Linked DNA regions of Homo sapiens: region 1 is linked to region 2. A link is an interaction called in ENCODE POLR2A ChIA-PET data of the cell type or tissue named here. Cell type or tissue: MCF 10A. All regions are shown on one strand. Links, peaks and the distances in the headings refer to the core of each region. The heading gives the core; the rest is flanking DNA.

Region 1 (6,083 bases), core at 1,381-3,880, 280 kb before region 2:
AGGGCTGAGCAGATCCACAGTTTTGAGAACACGGCTGAAAGGCGGGCACACACTCACACACGCATGCACACACACACCCCCATACATGCATGCACACACACACACATGCACGCACACACACCCATGCATGCACACACACACATGCACACACACCCATACATGCATGCACACACATGCATACACACACTCACACATGCACACACACGCATGCACACAACCCATACATGCATGCACACACCCATACATGCATGCACACACACACACCCATACACACACCCATACACACATGCGCACACACACCCATACACGCATGCACACCCACACACACCCATACATGCACGCACACACACACCCATACACGCATGCACACACTCACTGCCATGTGCACCATGAGGGCTCACTCTCCCCAGCCCCAGTGGGTGACCACATCCCCTGCCCCCTGAGCAGGATCCATGCCCCTTCCTCATGGCGAGGACCAGTGTCCTTTCTCCTTGGGGAGGATCACAACCCCATTCCCCTGGGGAGGATCACTCCCCTTCCCCCTGGGGAGCACCACCATCCCATCTGCTTTGAGCCCTGTGCGTCCAAAGCTCCTCCTCCCTGTGCAGGTGCCCATCACCCCTATTCCATCATTCCCATCCTCTCTGATGAAACCCAGACACCATTTCCACGTGCTCCTCCCAGGCACCTCCCACTAGAATGTGGGCCACCTGGGGGCAGTGGCCTCGTCTGTCTATTCTCTGAGCCCTCCTAGAGGCCAGGGCTGCCTATATCCTAGTGAGGAAACTGGGACACTAGGAGGCCAAGGTGAGTCCCAAGCACACAGTTGAGAGGGGTTGAGGGTGTCTGAACCCAGCCTCAGCAGACAGAGGGGCTGTGCTCCAGGCTGCCTGTGGACTGCTCACAGGGTGGAGTCTGCTGCCATGGGGTCCATGCCTGGCCCTGGGCAGGCATGGGGGCTGTCTGCACCAGCTGGGCTGCCCAGCTGCCAACTGGCCTGCGGACTCCACCAGAATGTGCCTCTCTGCCACCCAGCCCTGAAGTCAGCCCTCCCAGCTCACTCTCTGCAGGGCCACAGCGGGCAGACGGGGATGCCTGCATCTGAAGAGCACCTGGGGACGTGGTGGTCCCTGGCTCCAGAGGTGGGGGTGTTGCTGATCTTGGAGGGATCCTGAGGGCATCTCCTCAATAAGCCTGAGGCCAGGCCTGGGAGGCAGATAGAGACACTGTGGCCAGGGAAGAATGAAGTAACCCCCACACGCATTCCCAGCCTTTACTGCCATGGAAGAGCTCTGTTTAGAAACAAACACCACTCCTCCAACACAGCACCCACACACGCGTGCACACCCACACACACACAACCGTGAACACACACACACATGCACACCACTCTTCCAACACAACATACACACACACAACCGTGAACACACACACACACAGGCACACCACTCCTCCAACATGACACACACACGCACATGCAGACATGCACACATACACACACGTATGCAAATGCACACACACGTGCATATGCATGCGGGCAGACACACAAGCACACACGCACATATGTGGACACATGCACAAGCACTGTGCCCATGCTGGGTGCTGCTCCTCCTGGGGTGTGTCCCTCTCTGCCATGTGCATGGCCCCTGTGATGGAGCCGCTTCCACTGGGGCTCAGCTCTGGTGGGGGCCTGGGGCTGGTGCAGGTGCCTCTGTGGGCTTCCTCTGAGGGCCCCAGGATGCACCAAGGTCATAGCACAGAGCCCTCCTCATGTCCACCTGAGCCCCATCAAGACAGTGACGGTGGGGGCTGAAGTGGAGTTGGGCTCTCCCTGTAGCTCCCCCTCACCTCTCCCAGCGCTTCCCCCCAGCCCCCGTGTGGCCTCTCTGCCCAGCTTCCCAACATCCGCAGGGAGCTTCCCCAGCTTTTCTGAGTGGCAGGGCTGTGGGCTGCCCTCCTGCACCGGACCTTGCTTCAAATGCCGAATGCCACCAGTCCTGCAGAACCTAGATCCCAGCGGGGGCCTCGAGCACGTGCGCCTCGGGGTTCTGTGTGCAGTTGAGTTTGAGAAATGCCCTTGGAGGGTAAAGGATGGGACAGCAGGTCAGAAGGGGGTGGGGCGGCCTCTTCAGGGGTCTTCAGTATCTAAGGACAGCCACCTTCAGAGTGGTCACAGCCCAGAGCTCTGATGCACGCGGTGCAGGAAAGACAGCCACGTGGGTCTGGCTGCCAGTGTGCAATGCACTTGGGGACATGGGAACCCCAGCATGCAGGGGAAGAGGGGACGGGGTCCATGCCCCACACTTTGCTGACACCCCGGGCTGCTGCTCAGGGAACCAGAATGAGGGTCCTGCCCTGAGCTCCTGGGTGGGGAGACGTCACCCCTCCACATGCAGCCACCACACTCAGCCCCACAAGGGCCTGGGAGTGCCAGGCAGGGCACCCGCAGGATCAGGAGGCAGGGCCAGTGCGTGCAGGGAAAAGTGAGGGCATGCGGTCAGCAGGGGGTCAGCAGGTCCCTCCTCTCATTGGGGGACCCTCAGCAAGTCCCTGGGCCCCCAGGTCCTGGTTTCCACGGCTCTCCCCAAATCCATCAAGCAGAGGCGGCCACTCCGCCTACCTATGTCCTGCCTGCCCTTTGCCTGGCCTGAAGCCCGCCCTGCTCACTTCCTGTCTGGGTTGGCCTCTGCTGAATTATTCACCGGGCATTACTAGGGCAGGCCCTGCCGGAGGAGGCTGGGTGAGGCTCTCCTGGACCGCGTCCCATCCCTCCGCACTCCCTTAGTCATCTCTGGCTCCAGCTTGGAGATGGCTGCTAATGGAACCATGTGGCTGCCTCTCCCGTGGCTGCCACAGCCAGCCGGGACCCTCCCTCTCCCGCAGCCCCTCTCTCTGACTGGAGTCCTCATGCCCGCTGCCTGCTGGCTCTGGGGCCAGAGCTCCGTGGCACATGCGCTGTGTCCAGCAGTGCTTGGCACAGTGTTTGCAAACACAGACCCCAACCAGTCACCATGCTGATACCCAAACCCTGTCGTCAGTGGCATGAAACTGGGGGAGGTGGGGTGTGCTCCAAGACTCACCAGGCTCCAGCTGCTGACACTTTTGCTTTGCTTTCCCAAAAAGTGCTTCCCAGGGGCCAGCTTTGCTTTGGGCTTTGTGTGTACGTGTGTGTGTTTGTGCAAGTGGGTTTGCATTGGACCTGGAAGCGTGCATGCTTGTCTGCATGTGTTCACAGGCGTATGCATATGGGTGTGAGATGTGTACAAACACATTTCTGTTTGTGTATGCATGCGCTTGTGTGCACGTGTGTGTGCATCTGTGTACAACTGTGTCACATGTGCAGTACTTTACACCCAACACAGCTTCCACTGCCTTCTGACTCTTGTGCACGACCACACTCCCACATACCCACGTGTGCAGGCCCAGAAGATCAGGACTCGCAGTGCCGCAGGCCGGGGTCCGCCTCGTTGCTCCCAAACATGGTTTTTGGCTTGTCTTCGCTTGCCGCTTCCTGGCTTGTTCAGCCAGGGACCCTCTCCCCTGTATTAGGGTCCCCCCTAAATCTTTGATGCCAGTTCCTGTCGAGAGAAGGGCCCGTACATCCCCAGGTCTGTGCCAGCCCTGTCCTAACCCAGTTCCTGCTGGTAAAGCATAAGATGTCTCCCCCCGGACCTCCCCAGGCCAGGCCCTCAAACTTCAGCTGGCAGTGCACCGCCCCCCTTAAGTTCAGGCTGGCTTGGAAAAAAAGCGAGTAAAGGAGAAAGGCCGCCCACCCAGGGCATACCTCTGGGCTCCCAGCTCCAGGCCTCGGGGAAGACAGTGTGCCTGCCCCCTCGTGCCCTTGCCCTGCTGGGCAGACATTCGCTGTGGGTGCTGGGAAGCTTATGGGAGGAGCTGGCCTCTCCCCAGTGCGCCTCAGGTGGCAGGAGCTCACTGGTGGAAGTGCTGGGGAGGGGACTCCAGGCCGACTTGGAACACCCCGCTGAGGCTGAGGCTGAGCCTGTGAGGTCGGGACCACTGCACTCCCAGAGGGAGAGCTGCAGCTTCAGGGCCAGCTGCCTGAGCCCTCACCCCTACCATAGCCTCTGACCCTCTCCACCTCACACAGATACCTCTGGGCCTCCTGTCTGATCACCAAGGTTTTATTAAAAGAAACTTCATTTGGAAGCCCTGGGGAGCTGAGAGCTCTGCCGGGCGATCTTCCTCTGGCCTGTGAGTCAGGGTTTCCTTAAACAGAGCAGCTGAGAGGAAAGCCAGGTGGAGAGGAGACGCTGCAGCCTCTAGGCCTCCCCGGCACTGGGCCTCTCCTGGGAGGCAGCTCCAGGGGCTGCAGTGGAGGAACTTAGGGCCAGGGTGGGTCCTGTGTCTGATGCCTAGACAGAGGTCCGGGATCACCAGCCATAGCTGCTGCACAGGCCAGGGGTGGGCAGGTGCTGTGGTGGGGCTCAGCTCCTAGCCCTGTCCACGCCTCACCAGCCGCCCCAGGCACTCAATTATGTGGCAGATTTTCCTGATTTGGAGCCTTCTCCTGCCCTCAGATGGCCCCCGGCTACTGGCCATTTTCCCACAGGCTGAGTAATTCTCACGGGGATTTTATGGCTGGCATCGGCTGTCCACACATTTCTCTCCCCATTAGTGGTCAGAGGGACTCAAAGTCACAGGGACTCAGCCCCATCTGAACACGGGGCTTGTCCAGCACCCACCAAGATACCCCAGCAGAGGGCTGGGGTTTGAAGGGTTTGGCGAGTGTTGGAGCTGCCTGAGCCGGGGTCTGGAGACAGCCTGGTGGCCACACAGGTGTGGGCACTGCAGCAGGTTGTACTTCCCAGCTCCAGAGGGCCGGGCGCTGATCTCTAAGCAAGCTCACTCCAGTGACTGCCATGCTATAAACCCCACGACGCACTGGGGAGCTGAGAGTGTCCCATGAAAGGCCCCAGAAGATGGATTTGATTTGTTCATTCTTATTGGGAACCCTGATTCACAAACCCCGGCAGCTTTGAGGAAATTGGTTATTCATGCCCAGAATGAATCAGCAAAGCCTCCCCACGTCAGTCGCCGCCCGGGAAGCTGTCACCTCCATGGCCGCAGCACTCTCTGCCTTGGCAGGCAAGTGGCATAAAACACTGCCTTCAAAGTGATTCCCAGAACCAGGCCAGGCCAGCCCACTGCCTGCCTGGGATCCGTGCTTCCGGGAACAGGCACGGACCCCAGAATGGGACCAGCTGCAGGTCCAGAGAGCACACGGGCCCCCAGGAACACAGGAGCCCCTCAGCTGCTCTCCTTGGTGCTGAAAGAGCCTGGTGGCAGAGCTGCAGATACCTGCGGCAGAGACGGGGTCCCCACCCCGGCACCCCACAGGCCTCCTCAGTGCCTGCGCCCCCCACCCGAGGACATCTCTGGGTGTGAGTGTGTGGTGTGTGGGGCTGGCTAAGTGTTAGGACTTCACTCGCCCTGGAGAGACCCCCACCAAGAGGGGCAGGAGTTGGCACACTAATTCCCAGGGTTCTCAACACCCAGGGGGTCCCTCTGGATCTGAGCTCTGGTCCCCAAGTGGTCACCGGCTCCCTAACTTGCTCTCTGTCACCTTCCCTCCCCCGGGCCTTGTCTGCCTGTGCCCATGCTGCCCCGCAGCTGATGAACCCCAAAGCGGCCCACTCTGATCTTACACTCAGGAAACGTGGCTCGCTGGGCTGCAGCGTTCTAGGACATTCCGCTCTAGGAGGGGCTGGAGCAGAGCCCCGGGTGCTCCACATGCTCCTCTTTATCTCAGGGGCTTGTGCATCCAGCATATTCCAGTTATTCTTGAGAACTACAAGCAAGAAAGGAGGGAAGAGCCGGGCCTCCAGGGATCTGTTTTACAAGAGGGTCCTCAGGAAAATGACCCTCTTGCATGGCTCATGCAAGGAAAATGAAGCTGCGGTTGTTCAAAGTGGCCACCTGCCCCTCACTCACGCTACCCCTTCCCTGCCTCCCAGTCTCACCTCCCCACCACGCACCCTGCTTGCTGGAATCACCTCCCGCATAAACCCTGTGCCCCAAACCCTCTCCCAGGGTCTGCTTCTTTGGGGACCTTGAAGGAAGAC
Region 2 (5,908 bases), core at 392-2,891:
GACAGGAATGGACCCTGCCCCTGGCTCTGGCCTGGAGGTGCAGGCGCAGCCACTTACCGCCCTTGTTGGCGGCCTCCACAGCCTCTGCAGGCAGACCGAACTGGCACATGAGGGGGCCCAGCTGCCCCGAGGCCAAGGCTGCGCTGAACATGCCCAGGGCCTGCAAGAAGAGCCAGGCGAGGGCTGAGCTCCAACCCGGGCTGCACCCCAGAGCCACACTGCTCAGCTGCCAGCTCTGCGGGTCAGGCACATGAAGCACTGGCCATGGTGAAGGTGGGGCAGGGCCTCCTCCTCCCCCCTGCCCACTCCCTGAGCACACAGTGGAGGACACCCTGGGCCCGGCCTCTACCTGCTGGAACTGGGGCGAGGTCAGGGTATTCTGGATCTCATCCGCGGTCTGCGGCAGCGACTCCCCAGATGGCAAGTAGGGAAGCAGGCGCTCCTGGACATCCGCGTTGGCGAGGATGGGAGCCATTATCTCCGGCGTCAGCACACTGGCCAGGTCCACTGGGGCACAAGAACACGGCCATCAGCTCGATGACAGCCTAAGTGCCCACATGGAAGGCATGCAAGCAGGGACTCAGCCCATGGCCCCAGCACCCCAGGCGCGCACACTAGGCAGATGCCTTGGAAGGTGAGCGTGCGAGGGTCAGCAGGCCCCATGCCCCCCACCCAGCTCCAGGCGACAGCACACGTTACCTTGCTGGCCGCCTGCTGGCCCGGCTGGTACGTTCATCGTGGCCAGGATGCTCTGGAGGTCGCTCAGCTGGATGGGCTGGGTCGGGCTGGCTGCTGTGCTGGCTCCATTCCCGGAACTGGGCGCGGGGCTCGGGCTAGTTGCTGAGGCAGCTGCTGGAGCAGAAGGGGCTGGGGTGGCACGGGTGGAAGAGGTGGTGGATGACGGGGTGACCGCTGCCGACTGGCTCCGGGAGCTGCGAAGAGAGAGGGCACCGCTGGAGCGGACACGCCCCACACGGCAGGGCCTACTCGCAGGGTCCAGGGTGCTGGGCCAGGATTCCCCACTGCCCCTCCCTTAACACCGTGGCACCTGCGTGGCAGGAGCGATGAGGCTCACCTGGAGGAGGAGCTGCTCCCTGGAGGCCCACTGCTCCCCAGTAAGCTGGCCAGGCCAGGTCCAGTCAGGGCCCCCAGCCCACCTGCGAGGGGCAAGGAAATGCGAGCTCAGGATGCCCTCTAGCCCACCAGAAAGAGCCTGGCCCCTCCCCAGGCCAGAGGAGCAGGAATTCCCAACACCAAAGCCAGGAAGAAGCGGGGCGGTGGGGACCCACAGGCCTGGAGGAGCGGCGTGGGGCGGGTGGACACTTGCGGCTGTGTTCTGGAAGCAAGGTCATTTCTGTTCCATCCCATTACACAATTCATGTGCTTAGATTAGAAGATTCAGTCCAGATCCCACCCAAAGGGACAAGCATTTCTGAAGGGCCAAGCACACGGGTCTGCACTCCATGAGCTGGCAGCAGGCAGGCAGCCATGTAGGGCCAGGGGACCCAGGGCGCAGGAACCCCAGCTCCCTCCAGTCCTCCAGCCCCACCGCTCGGCCAGCCACCCTCCTCTGAAGTACCCAGCTGGGGTCCTCACCAGGGGCCCAGAAGCCCTCGCCTACCCAGCTCTAGCCACAGGCAAACAAGCGCATTCCCAAAGGGGAACCAGCTTGCGGACACACAGGCTCCCCGACACTACGCAGACAGAGCCAGCAGAAGTTTAAAGGAAACAGAGACCGGGCCTCAAAGCATTCCCAGCAGAAGCTGCCCGAGAGCCCGGGTGGCGCACGTTACCCAGTCCTCCAAGGCCGGCTGGTCCGATGAGCTGCATGAGCTGGCTGTGGCTCATGTTTCCCAGCAGGCTCTGCAGGCCACCCTCACCTGGAAAACACTGCAGCTCAGGCGGGCCTGCCCCAGCCAGATCCACGCGGGCCCCACCGCACTGCCTGCGCCTCTGCTGAGCACCGCACTCGGCTGCCCCTGAACCCTACAGGGGGCACCACTTGAAGTGAGGCGACGGTGGGATGCAGACCCGTCCTACCCCGTGAAGGTGGGAGTGGGGAGTGACCCAGGGAGCTCACAGGGTCTCTAACTTTTAGAATCTTCTATTTCCACTTCCAAACAACCTGTGCTGAGGGGGCGAGTCATCCACAGTAGACTCTGGCCTCCCAGGAAACCCTGAGCTCACGTGACACATGTGACAGTTACCGCCTAGCGCAGAGAGTTCGTGGCCGCTGCTTCCGCTGGCCCCCAGCGCCCCAGGCATCGGGGGGTTGTTCAGATACTCGTTGACTTTCCGGCAATGCTCCTCATCCTGGTCTGTCTTGGGTTCCTGCAAGAGGAAGGGCATGTAAGGGCAGGAGCTGGCGCCAGCTCACCCAGGGCCACCACAGCCATCCTCTGACCTGGCTTCCAGGTGAGGGACCTGAGACGCAGAGGCGCGTGTGCCTGGCCACACAATGCTGAGGAGACAGGACCCGGCCCAGCAGGTGAGGGGACGGCAGTGGCGCCTCCTGAGCACGATGCTCTGCGCCCTGTCCCCATCCGCCGCAATCCCGGGTGTGCCCTGTCCCCCTCCGCCCATTTCACAAATGGGGAGCCTAGAGCTCCGAAGGCACTTAGCTGCTGCCAGACCAAGCCCTCTCACCCTCCTGCCCTCTGGGGTGCGGTTCTTTACACACCCGTCTCCTTCCTTCAACCAGTGGAAGGCAGCGAACTGGCCCGCTCAGCACACCGCGGCCCAGGGCCACGGCAGGCGCTCACAATCGAGCACACGCGTGTGCACACACATGTGCACAGATCAGTGTCAGAAGCATCGACCTGCGAGCTCACAGAGCTGGGAGCAGAGCACCCACGCACACCCCGAATGGCTATGGAAGCTGCAGGGCGCCAGGGACACTGGGAGTCCCTGCTCTCATGGCAAAGCAGGGACGGGGGACTTAAAAGCCACCAACAGGAAAATCGGGGAAAAAAGGGAGATGGTGGTAACAGTTGGACACTATTTCTTGGCAAAACCGTGGAAAAACACGTTCTACACCAGCAGGTGGCAAATTGTGGCCGCCATCTGTGTTTGCAAATAAAGTTTAACTGGAGTTTGGCTATGCCTGTTCATTTTCTCAGGCCGCTGCACACTACTTGCACAGGTGACCAGCAACACAGACCATGTGCTCCACAGAGACCTCAGCCAGGGCCACCCCTGCTCTTGAAAGTGCCAAGGGGGGTGGGGTGGGGACAGCAGCTCCACCTCTGGCAGAGAGCATGGCCTTCTCTCTCCACACTGCAAACGCATGCACACGCTTCCTGACCACAGGCCCGCCACCAGTTTTCACCTACAGATGATACTGGCTTATGGAAAATGATCTGTGTACCGGGAAATTCTTTGCAACACTGCCTGTAACAGCACAAAAAACGGCAACAAGCTCAATGGTCACTGACAGATGGCAGAATGAGCAGCGGCCTCTAGACCCAAAAGACGCTCTGCAGCTGTGGGTAAGAGAAACCCTGGGCACTGACACCCCTGGCCTCCAGGACACACTGCCAGGGAAGGGGCAGGACTGTGGAAAGTGTGAGCAGGATGCTTCGTTTCTGTGAGCACCAGCAGGGAAGCCACACAGGGGCCTCTGCCTCTGCTGTGGGGGCCTCAGTGACCCACGGCAAGGGGCAGAGAGAGGGCACTGGGCATCGTTAGAACCAGGGCCAGCATGTCTGTCTGCCTGGAAATTTCACACCGCAATCGGTTGCCCGCAGCCCAGCCTGGAGCCTCCGTACTCTGGGAGAGGACCTCGGCCCCAGGTAGCATGCACCGCAGCCCTGAGGTGGCATCTCAGGCCGTGTGGCCGGGTGTGGCCGGCGCCTGCTGGTTTATAAAAGCCAATTGCACCACACTGTAAGCAAGTTCCTAACCGAATCGCAGGGCAACAAAAAGGCACAACCCCAAGGCCTGCCCCATACCTGCATCCAGAAGAAAAGCCGCTTGGACCCTGCCTTGAACTTCAGCACGTAGACCCTCCCGCTGGGGCACTGCGGCACCCGCTTGAACTCACAGTCGTCAGGGAAGATGATCAAGTCCTGGCAAGCCAGGGGAAGAGAGAGTCAGTGGCGCAGATGGCATCACTGTGCCCAGTCTCAGGAGAGCGTACTGAGCCCTGGGTCTAACCGGGTGGGGTGCGCAAGGGGCAGCTAAGCCGCCAGACCCCTCGCTGGCAGGGTCTCCACAAGGCAGAGAAGCCAGGGTCAGAGACAGCCCATGAAAGGCAAGGCCGGGGGAGAGAGCAGGGAAAGGGGCCTTTCAGATGGCAACGGGGTTTCTGAGACGTGCTGGAAACAACATTCCCAGAGTAGTTAAAAAGTCAACGCTGAACTGCTCTCAAATGTAACAAAGAACAACTAAGAGTTTGAAAAACAAAGAAGACTGAGTGAAGCCGCCAGGCACAGAGCTCCAGGCTCTCCAGGGCCACACCTCCAACCCCAGGCACCTCACACGGACAGTTCAAGGCCAGGCACAGAGCTCCGGGCTCTCCAGGGCCACACCTCCAACCCAGGCACCTCACACGGACAGTTCAAGATACACAGTGGCCGAGATGCCCCTGTCACCGCGGAAACCAGGACGACCCATCAGCAGGGCAGTCGATGACGGCCCCACGAGCGGTCCCCAGATGCGGCCAAGCCCCCACCGCGAACTCCAAAGCGAGGACTCCGAGGGCCCGAGAAGTCGCCTGTCCTGCTGCTGCGGCTCAGGGACACTCACGTCTTCCACGTTCCCGGACGTCCTGTCCTTCCAGCAGAAGTGAATAAGCGAGTCGTCCGTCTGCTGAATGTACACCAGCCCTTTCCGCTTATCCGGAGTCACGGTGGTCCCCTTCAGGGACATCTTTCCCGCCCGAAACTCCACCAAGTACTTGTTGGAGGCGCCCCGAGAGCCTGGCACCAGGCTTGGAAAGAGCGCGCCTGAGGTCGTCATCCTGAAAGCGCGGAGAGGACGCTGAGACGCGGCGGTCACTGTCGCCTGCGGTCCGGCAAGCTCCCGCCCCCTGGGGTGTTTGCGAGCAGGGGGCCTGCGCCCAGAGCTGCCTAAGGCAGACTCAGACACGCCGGGCTGCCTTTCCGCGTTTGCCCCGCTCACGACGATCGCACCGCCCGCACTCGGCGCTGGGCCGGGGCAGCCCCGCCAAGCCTAGTGGGGCCGGCCCTAGGCTTGACGCCGTCTCCGCGGGGCACCAGCCTCGACGCGCCACCCCGGCGACCCGCTCCGCGGGGCAGACCCGCCCGAGCTCCCGCCGAGCCCCACGTTCAGAGCCGCAGGCGGAACCGGGGCGGCGCCCGAGACCCCAGAACCCCCGCCCGGCCCGGCCCCCGCAGGCCCCACCCGCCGCGCCGGCCACCTTCTCGTCTTGGCTGCCCCCGCCCCATCCTTGGTCCAGCAGCCCCTGCCCCCGCCTCCGGTCGCCCCCGGCCGCCCCAGGCCCGGCGACTCCCGCACCTGCCTCGCGCCCACACTCGTTCGAGAGGCGCCGTCCGGGCTCGCTCTTCCTCCTCGGCGCCTGCCGGGCCCCGCCGGAAACCCGCGTTCGGCCCGCCCCGCCTGCCGCTCTCGCCGCCGATTGAGCCCCGTAAGCCGCGCAGCCGGCTCTAACCTGCCAACGATTGGCGAGGGCGACCGTCCATCGCACTCGCTCCTCCCCGGTCCGCCCCCGCGCCGGCGGCTCTTTTCCGGCGGAAGCGCGGGCCGCAGGGCGCTTGGACCAGAGCGGCCCCTATTGTTGCTGTGTCATAGGGGAGCGGCGGCGGCCCCTAGAGGCGGCGCCAGGGACCACAGGCGGGTTTCAGAGGGGCGCTGGGGAACTGCTCAGGTGGGGCCGAGCCCACCCCTCGGCGTCGCCCGCCCGGGCGGGCAGAGCTGTCACTCGTGT

What was found. Peaks named below come from ENCODE experiments on the same cell type or tissue, not always from the same donor. Only the 100,000 strongest peaks of a DNase experiment are listed, where the experiment ranks them.
Region 1: POLR2A ChIA-PET joins it to region 2 with 5 read pairs; 2 of 35 experiments call an interaction of 5 or more read pairs at or near these places.

Annotation. Positions count from the first base shown.
Region 1 is chr20:62,587,155-62,593,237 of GRCh38, reverse strand. No RefSeq gene overlaps it. Among named protein-coding and RNA genes, the nearest start is that of LINC02970, 13 kb to the left of the region's middle. RefSeq lists enhancers at 468-968, 969-1,469, 3,901-4,408. In MCF 10A, for the core only: no CTCF peak of the experiment used is centred there; a DNase peak (open chromatin) is centred at 2,727.
Region 2 is chr20:62,302,620-62,308,527 of GRCh38, reverse strand. It overlaps ADRM1 (ADRM1 26S proteasome ubiquitin receptor), which reads right to left and starts at 5,531. Exons shown (of 10, transcript NM_007002.4): 1 at 5,479-5,531; 2 at 4,747-4,960; 3 at 3,951-4,067; 4 at 2,208-2,331; 5 at 1,794-1,880; 6 at 1,076-1,157; 7 at 700-932; 8 at 350-507; 9 at 58-160. The coding sequence starts at 4,959. RefSeq lists an enhancer at 2,239-2,742 and silencers at 5,422-5,881, 5,902-5,908. In MCF 10A, for the core only: no CTCF peak of the experiment used is centred there; no DNase peak of the experiment used is centred there.